2 separate regions of the Homo sapiens genome follow, and region 1 is linked to region 2. A link is a contact called in ENCODE Hi-C data. All regions are on one chromosome and are shown on one strand. Each heading gives the region's core, a stretch centred on a gene start or an enhancer-like site at or near the end of the contact. The rest is flanking DNA. Distances are from core to core; before and after follow the strand shown. Region 1 holds the start of NUP35 (nucleoporin 35). Region 2 overlaps DNAJC10 (DnaJ heat shock protein family (Hsp40) member C10).

Region 1 (4,125 bases), core at 1,058-3,557, 360 kb after region 2:
GCATGGTCTTGGCTCACTGCAACCTCCACCTCCTGGGTTCAAGCGATTCTCCTGCCTCAGCCTCCCAAGTAGCTGGGATTACAGGCATGTGCCACCATGCCCGGATAATTTTTGTATTTTTTAGTAGAGATGGGGTTTCACCATGTTGGCCAGGCTGGTCTGGAACTCCTGACCTCGTGATCCGCCCGCCTTGGCCTCCCAAAGTGCTGGGATTACAGGCATGAGCCACCATGCCCGGCTGGTGCAAATCTTTTTCAACATCTTCTTTTATTTAAAGAAGTATCACTCTTTTCTCTTTCTCTGCATCTGTTCCTAAATAAACCCGTTATTAAATAAAAATGGTGCCGTATATGCATGCATGTTTTCAAATTACTTTTTTTCATTATATCTATCACAGAGGTCTTTCTAGGTTAATATTTACACTCATATCAAATCCATCTAATTCATTTTAGTTGTTGTATAGTGTTCTTTTGTTTGGCTAGATCATAATTTGTATAGAAATTTCTTTTTTATTTTGTAGAGAAGTGGGGTCTCACTATCTCAAACTCCTGGACTCAAGTGATCAACCCCTCAGCCTCCCAAGGTGCTGGGATTGCAGGTGTGAGCCACCACATCTAGCCTCAATGTGTGTAGAAATTTATACATTGATATACCTTTCTTGGTAGCTTAATTCTAAAAAGTGGATTGCCCTGTGTTGTGGGCTGACTACTCCCCAAAGATATCCATACACTAAGCTTTAGAATCTGTGAATGTTACCTTATATGGCAAAAGGTATTTTGAAGATGTGATTATTAACTTAATCACCTCTACTGAATATTGAAATAGTAAGATTATCCTGGATTACCTGGGTGGGTCCTAAATGTCATCACAAGGCTATGTGATGGCAGAAGCTGAACAAAGCAGTGTCAGACAGACCAAAGATGCTACATCGTTGGCTTTGAAAAAGCAGGAAGGTGGCACAAGCTAAGAAATATAAGTGGCTTCTAGAAGCTTGAAAAAGCAAGGTAATAGATTCTCCCCTGGAGCCTCCAGAAGAAAATAGTCCTTCTGGTACTTTGATTTTAGCCCTACAATACTCATTTTGGATTTTTGGCCTCCAGAACTGTAAGAGATACATTTGTGCTGGTTTAGTTAACCGAGCTTGTGGTACTCCAATGTGACTTTATCTGAACTTTATTACATCTGCAAAGACCCGATTTCCAAATAAGGTCATATTCATAAGTATGAGGGTTAGGACTTGAACATAAATTTTTGAGGGACACAATTCAATTCACACACCCATTTTCAAAAAGTCAATTCGATCTGTGAGTGGTTTTAAAATTTGATTTCTGTGAACCTACCATTTAATTCTGGAATTGTTACTGCCTCATTCCAAAGACAAAATTCTTCCTCCATTTGAGATTTTAGGAAGTCCTAGAAGAAATAGCTGAGCATGGGTGGATATTTTGGAAATAATCCTCATGGTATGGAGCAGAGAACGTCCCCAGTTATACATATGTAGCACATTATTTTATAAAGTTAGTATTTGAGCAAAACTAAACAATATATTTTTACACACACATATGCAGAATATGTGTATGTGATTTACGTATGACTATGCCCTAAAGAAAAGCAGCAAAGTGAGGGGACGTGGACGGCAGGGATGGCACATGCAGAAGCACGCAAGATTCCGCGGTGTGGAGGGTTCGTGGGTGCGTATAATTATCTTCCATTATTTACATGTGTACTTTATGCGTTCGTTAGCTATATTTTTGTATGTTTTAATATGCAACAAAACGGCGTATGAGTTACGCTTTAATGTAAAATTGTCTACATAACACAAAATTTAAAAGAAATGGCATACGGATAGTAGAAAACATGCTTTGAGGAAAAAGCGTCATGTACTAAGTCCAGAAATCGACATTGCAAAGAGGCACCAACTGTTTTCATCAAGCTGACTTTTCCAGGTGCTACTCAGAAAAGCTGACCGATGATAGAGCACTGGGTCAACTCACGCTAATTATGAAACCGTGAGTAAAATAATCTGTGCTTCTATGTAACTTAAGTACCCACAAATCAGGAAGCATTCCCGGATGAAAAGCATTCACAGAACCATACGCTGGTTCGCCACCTTCCCGGTGCAAAAACCCTTTCCTCGGAAATTCTCAGCGCAAAGACTTTGCCCTATTCCAAAATGGCTCCGGCGCCTACAACTTAAGCATAGCGCAGGTCCGGAAGTTACGCAACCCCATAAGGTAGCACGCCGTTACCCGTGGGGAGCGTTTCCGCCATTTTTGAAAATTAATTGGGAAGGTACTGGTTTTAAGTGTAGTTGCCGACGCAATGGCAGCCTTTGCAGTGGAACCTCAGGGGCCCGCGTTAGGTGAGTGAAATATTGCTTTTCCTTGCTGGCACTGCCATCCATGCTCTGGGCCTGGAGGCGGGCAAGACTGAAAGGCAGTCGTCAGGCTCTCGTCTGCTGGTTTCAGTCGCGGAGAGGGAATCCTTGGGTGCCCCCAAGTTCATAGTCGGTCCCCTACTCGACGCGTCGCCTCCATACTGCTACAAAGGTGGCGCCGGGAAGCTGAGGGCCCTGGGAGGGTGAAGAAAAGGCCGTCTGGCGGTGACTGAGCTGTGTTTGTGCCCCCACACGCCAGCCACGTTAGACTGGCCCATACCTTAACCTCCTTCTGATACCCGAGACGCGATGCTGGTTGCTGGATTCCCAGCTGGTTGCTGGTCCCCAGAAGCATCCCTGGGAGGAACTGACCGCGGTACACGTGGGTGGGCGGTGCCCTGAAGTGTGTGGGTGCAGTCCACTGCTTCTTGATCACCGGTGCTTCCAGTTCCTGTTTTGACTCCTCTCTCCCGGGCTTTGCCAAAGGAATCTTGTTATTAATGGAAGCTTGAATCGTGCAACATTTAATCAACCGTGTGGTTGGTAATCATTGAGATATTGACCTTAACAGCAAGCTAGGAGTTCGCACGATATTTCCCGCCTTTATTTGGGGAAAGTGACTCTTAAGTATTGTAGGAGGTATTTTTCTCTAGTAAGTCACGATCTGAATTTTTTTAAAGATTCATTCCCATTATTCATTGCGGAGCCTCGTTGAAATATGTCGTCTTTGAAAAAAATCTACCACTTTAACAGCACGCGGATTTCTTTTTTTCCTGCTGAGTTTTGCGACTTGTGAGAATCGTCGAAAATTTTAGAACGGAAAATAAACCGTCTTACTGTCATAGAGACTTACCTGAAAAGTTAGGTTATAACTTTCTGAGCTTGGAAAAGAGAGCAAATGTAATATATATGGTGTGGAAAGAGTCTTTAGATTTGAAGGGTATGTAATGCTTGCCATGTTTGGTGTAAAATAAGTTCTTTTTGAGAATAGAGTAACTTGAACTACTTTAGTCTGTCATAAAAAAACTAAATGCATAATGTCAATAATGCAGATACTCTGCATTAAAATTTATATATAGATGTCGTCTTGGTATTTATTTTTAATGTATTTTAGAGATCAAAAACTCTTCATTTCCAGTTCCAAATTTTTCTATTCAACAAAAACATTTTGGAGTGCATATTTATTGGGGTTACAAATGTGAGTAAACCAATCCCTGTATATTGCCTTGCCAGAAATCTGACATTAGCCAGTATTAATGTTTAAGTCCACATTTTGCAGATATTCCAGGTGCCCACTGGTGTAGTAAAACTAAGGGTTGACTTCAACAAACTGCTAGCTGAGTACGTATCTTTTGGGAGCACAGAATATGAAATGGAATTGAGGACATGCAGCATCTTTTCCTTAAGTTTGCTTTAAGTGAAATTTAGCCTGAGGGGTGGTTGGTGACAGTCCTGATTAAGAGCCCATTGTGCCCTCCTTCCTGTCTGGTGCTTTCTTTTTTCTTTTCCTTCCTTCTTCCCTCTCTCCCTCCCTCCCTTCCTCTTTTTTGACACAGCCGTGTCACCTGGGCTGGAGTGCAGTCGTGCAGTCTCAGCTCACTGCAACCTCCCCCTCCGGGCTCAAGCAATCCTCCCACCTCAGCCTCCCAGGGGCTGGGACCACAGTGTGCCGCCACTCCCAGCTACTTATTGTATTTTTGGTAGAGACAAGGTTTCGCCATTTTGTCCAGACTGGTCTCGAACTGAGC
Region 2 (4,056 bases), core at 339-2,838:
TTTTTCGGTATAGCATTGTCCATCTTCCTTTGTAAATGGCTGTCTCTTCCTGAGGGCAAAGTCCATGTTTTATTTATTTTTATATCCTCAGGGCCTAACTCAGTAAATGCTTATATAAAATTAAACTGAATACATACCCTCAATGCAGTCTGAGCTTTTGGTGTTTCTTTCTGTCGTAACAGTCTTATTAGTGACCTAATCCAGATTGATAGCTTTCTTGCCTCCATAACTCGAGGAACTCTTGCCACTAGTGTTGGTATAAAACACTCAACTGGAATGAGAAAGTCAGCTCCAGTTCCACCAGTTCACACTAAAGCTTAGCATCCCAGGCCATGGGAATTTTTTAGCAGAGGGATTTTAAAGGTCTTACTAGCTATAAAAGATTATTTTTGTTATTAGCTGGTGCATCAGATAAGAGGTTTATTCTTTCCATTCTAATCTTCTTATGCTTCCTTCTGTAATAATTCTGCTTTACTCCATTTCTCATGTACTAAAAACTTTAGTTATAAACTTTGTAATGCAACTCTATATTGTATCTAGTAGAAAATTATTAAACATGAAAAAGACCATTTATTCAACAAATTTTAAGTACCAAATGAAAAGCCATTATGCTAAGTAGTAGGGCCACGTAACTCCACATGAAAGAAAAGGAAGATGAAAAGAAAGAAATTCCATGTCTTTAAGGAGATTTTAATCTAGTGGAAAGAGAAAATGGAAATAAATATAAGTAATACAAGATAATTGCTACAGTAAAATTAGAATGAAGCTGGAACAGGGGTAGAAGGGTGTCAGTGATGCCAGAGAAGGATGTTTAGAGCACCAGAAACAGTATGGTGCCATCTCATAAGTAATTGGAAATACAAGTAAGCAAATATACAAACATTTTGTAAATGACATAGACACTTACGAAATTAACATTTCTACATTTTTCTTACTTTCGGTATGCAAGTGTGTGTGTCTGCCTACATGCTTGTGCCCTAACACAAGTTAGTCTGCATTTTAGTAAACCCCTGCCTTGGGGACGAAACTAGAGGCAGCAAAGATATTTTAAGTGTCCTGAAGTGAGAGGTGATAACTTTAATCAGGATTAGGGCATTGGTGATAGAAAGAAGGGGACAAATACAAAAGACAGATAAGAATAAATAGGATTGAATGTGATAGATGAAGGATAGAGAGGAGTCTGGATGAGCCTAATTTCTGGCTTGAACTGAATGAATAGAACGAGGAAAAGTGGGTTCAGGGGACATGCTGTGTTTGGATGCTTATGCGGCATTCACCCAAAGCAGGCCAATGCGTGGTTAGATATGAAATCGAAGAGAATGATTGGGGTACATCAGCATATAGATATGTAAAACCACCTTGGGCACCTGTTCACAGTGAAAAGATTGTTGATCAAAGATGGAACTCTGATTGGATATTATAACTTGAGGGGCAGGTAAAGGAGATCCTCATGCTGGAAAAAGGAAGAACAGTCAGAGGGGTAAGAAAGCCAAGAGAGAGTAGTGATAAATGCTAAAAAAGAAAGAAAGGAGTGGTCAGCAGTAAACATCAGTTGCGCAATAAGAAGACCAAAAAGTGCCCAGTTTGGTCAAGCGGTCACTGGTGAACTTACAGCAGTTTCAGCAGAGGGAGCAGTAAGCACAGAAGACGACTAAAATGTTGCCAAATAAGCAGACAATGGGAAGCAGTGAAACAGTAGACTGCTGCTCAGGAAAAAAAAAAAAGAGAGAGAGCGTGAGAAGCACTATGACAGAGGAACCATAATCCAGGAAGGAATCCTTTCATGATTATATACATCTTCACTGGAGAATATGTGTTCTGACAGGGAGGGACTGGAGAATACAGGTGGAGTAAGTCAGCCTTCACGAGACAAAGAGTGCCCAAAGAGTCCTACCACAGCACACCCCCAGTGAAAGGAGAAAAAGATAGAAACAGAAACATGTTTATGGTATGATGTGCCAGTAGTGGGTGGCAGGAAGAAGTTGAGACATTGCAGGATAAAGCTGCTCAGTTTTCTTGATGAGGCAAAGGAGGGTTTATTTGCTGTTGGAGAGGTGGTGCTAGGTGAATAGGGGCTTAAAGGGATAATGTGGAAATAATCTTGTTTGAGTAGGAAGAATTAAAGTTTTTTAAATAAATTCTTAGATTCAAAATGTTTTATATCCTATTGCTTTGTTGTTGCCAAAATAGTTTATGCCAAACAGAAAATGGCAAACTGTATTTTTCTTTTTCAGATGATTAAAGGAAAAGTGAAAGCTGGAAAAGTAGACTGTCAGGCTTATGCTCAGACATGCCAGAAAGCTGGGATCAGGGCCTATCCAACTGTTAAATTTTATTTCTACGAAAGAGCAAAGGTATGTCCAGACTTTCCTCTGTTCCTTCCCTTAGTAGGCCAAGCTCAAAAGATGTGTTTCAGTCTGAGTAATGTTTTTTTTCTGTTTTCTCATCCTTGTCATTTTTTTATATTATTACATATTACTGATACAAGTTTTTAAAATTTACATGTATACCAAGCGATCTTAAAAGGTTTTTTGTCTTGTGGTTGATACAGACTCAATTGCCTTAACATTTTTATACTAATGAATAGGAAAACTACTAGAAAGAGACAAAAAAAGTATTATTCGTGATAATCTTTGAGTGCTGGAATTCAAGGTAATTTTCTACTTTTCTGTGAAAGGTTATGGTGACTGTTGAGGTCACTAAGAATACTCTATAATACACACTGCTGCTTGGAATAATATTTCCTTAGTATATTTCTATTCAGTATACTTTTTACTGAATAAGTTTCAAAGTAATGAGCTTCCTTTGTGGGGAGGAAAGAACAATGATAAAGTATTTGCCATGTACTCATGTTTTCTGGTAAAACATTAAAAATAGATAATTTCAAATATTTTTATACTTTTTGTCCAGAGCTTATAGCTTGCAGTGAATGCCAAGAATGAGTTCTCAGACAATTCCAGCTGAACGGGGGCAAGATAGCTCTTCTAAGAGAGTCCACCCCAGCATTCATCCGCACAGTATTTATTGAAAGGGCTTGTTAAACCACAAACATCCACTAGATGGCTTGAGGTCCAGTCGTGAGACACCTGTGGCCTTGTAAAAGCACTCAAACTGCATTCTCAGGAGGCTGTTTTTAGCGTTCCTTATCACACCACACACTCCACTCCTGTCCTGTTTTCGGGATCAAGGAATTTCATTCTCATGCACAAATAACATACACACAGTGCCTCAGTATTTTTCCATGCCCCGACCTCAAATGCCACGTACATAAGGTTGAATATATTGCCATGCTCCCCCGATGTCTCCCTCTTCTTTAATTCTTAGCACATGCTGGTCATCCAATGCAAGGTAAACTTCTATTGTTCTTCCTTGGTCATAGATACGTTGGGTGGCAGCACAGAGCCGTCTGCAAATGCCTAGCAAACAGATAAAAAAAAGAATAAGTACAACGGCCATCACCTAAATGCATATGTTTAACCCAGACAACCAAGTGTTGGGGTTTAACCAATGAAAACTTTCTTGTAATTGCTGAAGGGTACTTGTTTGTAGTTGCTGTGACTATTCTTCAAGTTGTTCAATTTACACTCAAGAGTGGAAATTTGAGAAGACAAATAGTCGTGATAAGCCCCTTGCAGATGTGCTTTCACTCTCTCCCAAGCATATTGGGAGCTATTATATGGCAGAGGTGTGACACAGAATTATATTGCCAATCACAATGTAAATTTTGACGGGTAATGAATGCCTGCTGCTGATCCCCTAGCCATTCAAAAGTGGCTTCAAGGGTCTCTAAGTGAGACAAAATAGTTTTATCAATATTTACCTATTCCTGAAATTCATGGGTTACATTATATACCATGTGGCTTATCACTGAGGCTGTGTGAATAGATTCTGTCAGAGAAGCAGTTGCAGTAGCGGCAGTTGCTAATATAATAATAGCTGAGAGTAAAAAGGCAACTGAAGTGGCCAGAAATCTTATTTTTCAAGTATGAGACAATGCTTTTCTAAATAGGTGCAGGGTGGAATCCTCTTCCTAGCTCCAAGTTAAATTTACAGGCA

What was found. A loop is a pair of places that touch in the nucleus more often than their neighbours do. Pooled maps may share reads with other maps.
Region 1: a loop to region 2 is called in a map of esophagus muscularis mucosa, with 2.9 times the contacts of the local background. The contact joins the promoter of NUP35 here to the enhancer-like site in region 2. A Hi-C loop is called at or near these places in 1 of 168 maps with a recorded cell type or tissue (esophagus muscularis mucosa) and 6 of 50 pooled maps.

Annotation. Positions count from the first base shown.
Region 1 is chr2:183,122,136-183,126,260 of GRCh38, forward strand. It overlaps NUP35 (nucleoporin 35), which reads left to right and starts at 2,308. Exons shown (of 9, transcript NM_138285.5): 1 at 2,308-2,362. The coding sequence starts at 2,323. LOC124907917 (a long non-coding RNA gene) reads right to left here and starts at 2,822. Exons shown (of 2, transcript XR_007087331.1): 1 at 2,658-2,822; 2 at 1,782-2,572. RefSeq lists an enhancer at 2,358-3,126.
Region 2 is chr2:182,760,448-182,764,503 of GRCh38, forward strand. It overlaps DNAJC10 (DnaJ heat shock protein family (Hsp40) member C10), which reads left to right. Exons shown (of 24, transcript NM_018981.4): 22 at 2,235-2,354. Among named protein-coding and RNA genes, the nearest start is that of DNAJC10, 46 kb to the left of the region's middle. Within about 2 kb of position 1,589, at least 3 of the 41 ENCODE cell types and tissues checked have a DNase peak (open chromatin) inside an H3K27ac peak, as active enhancers do.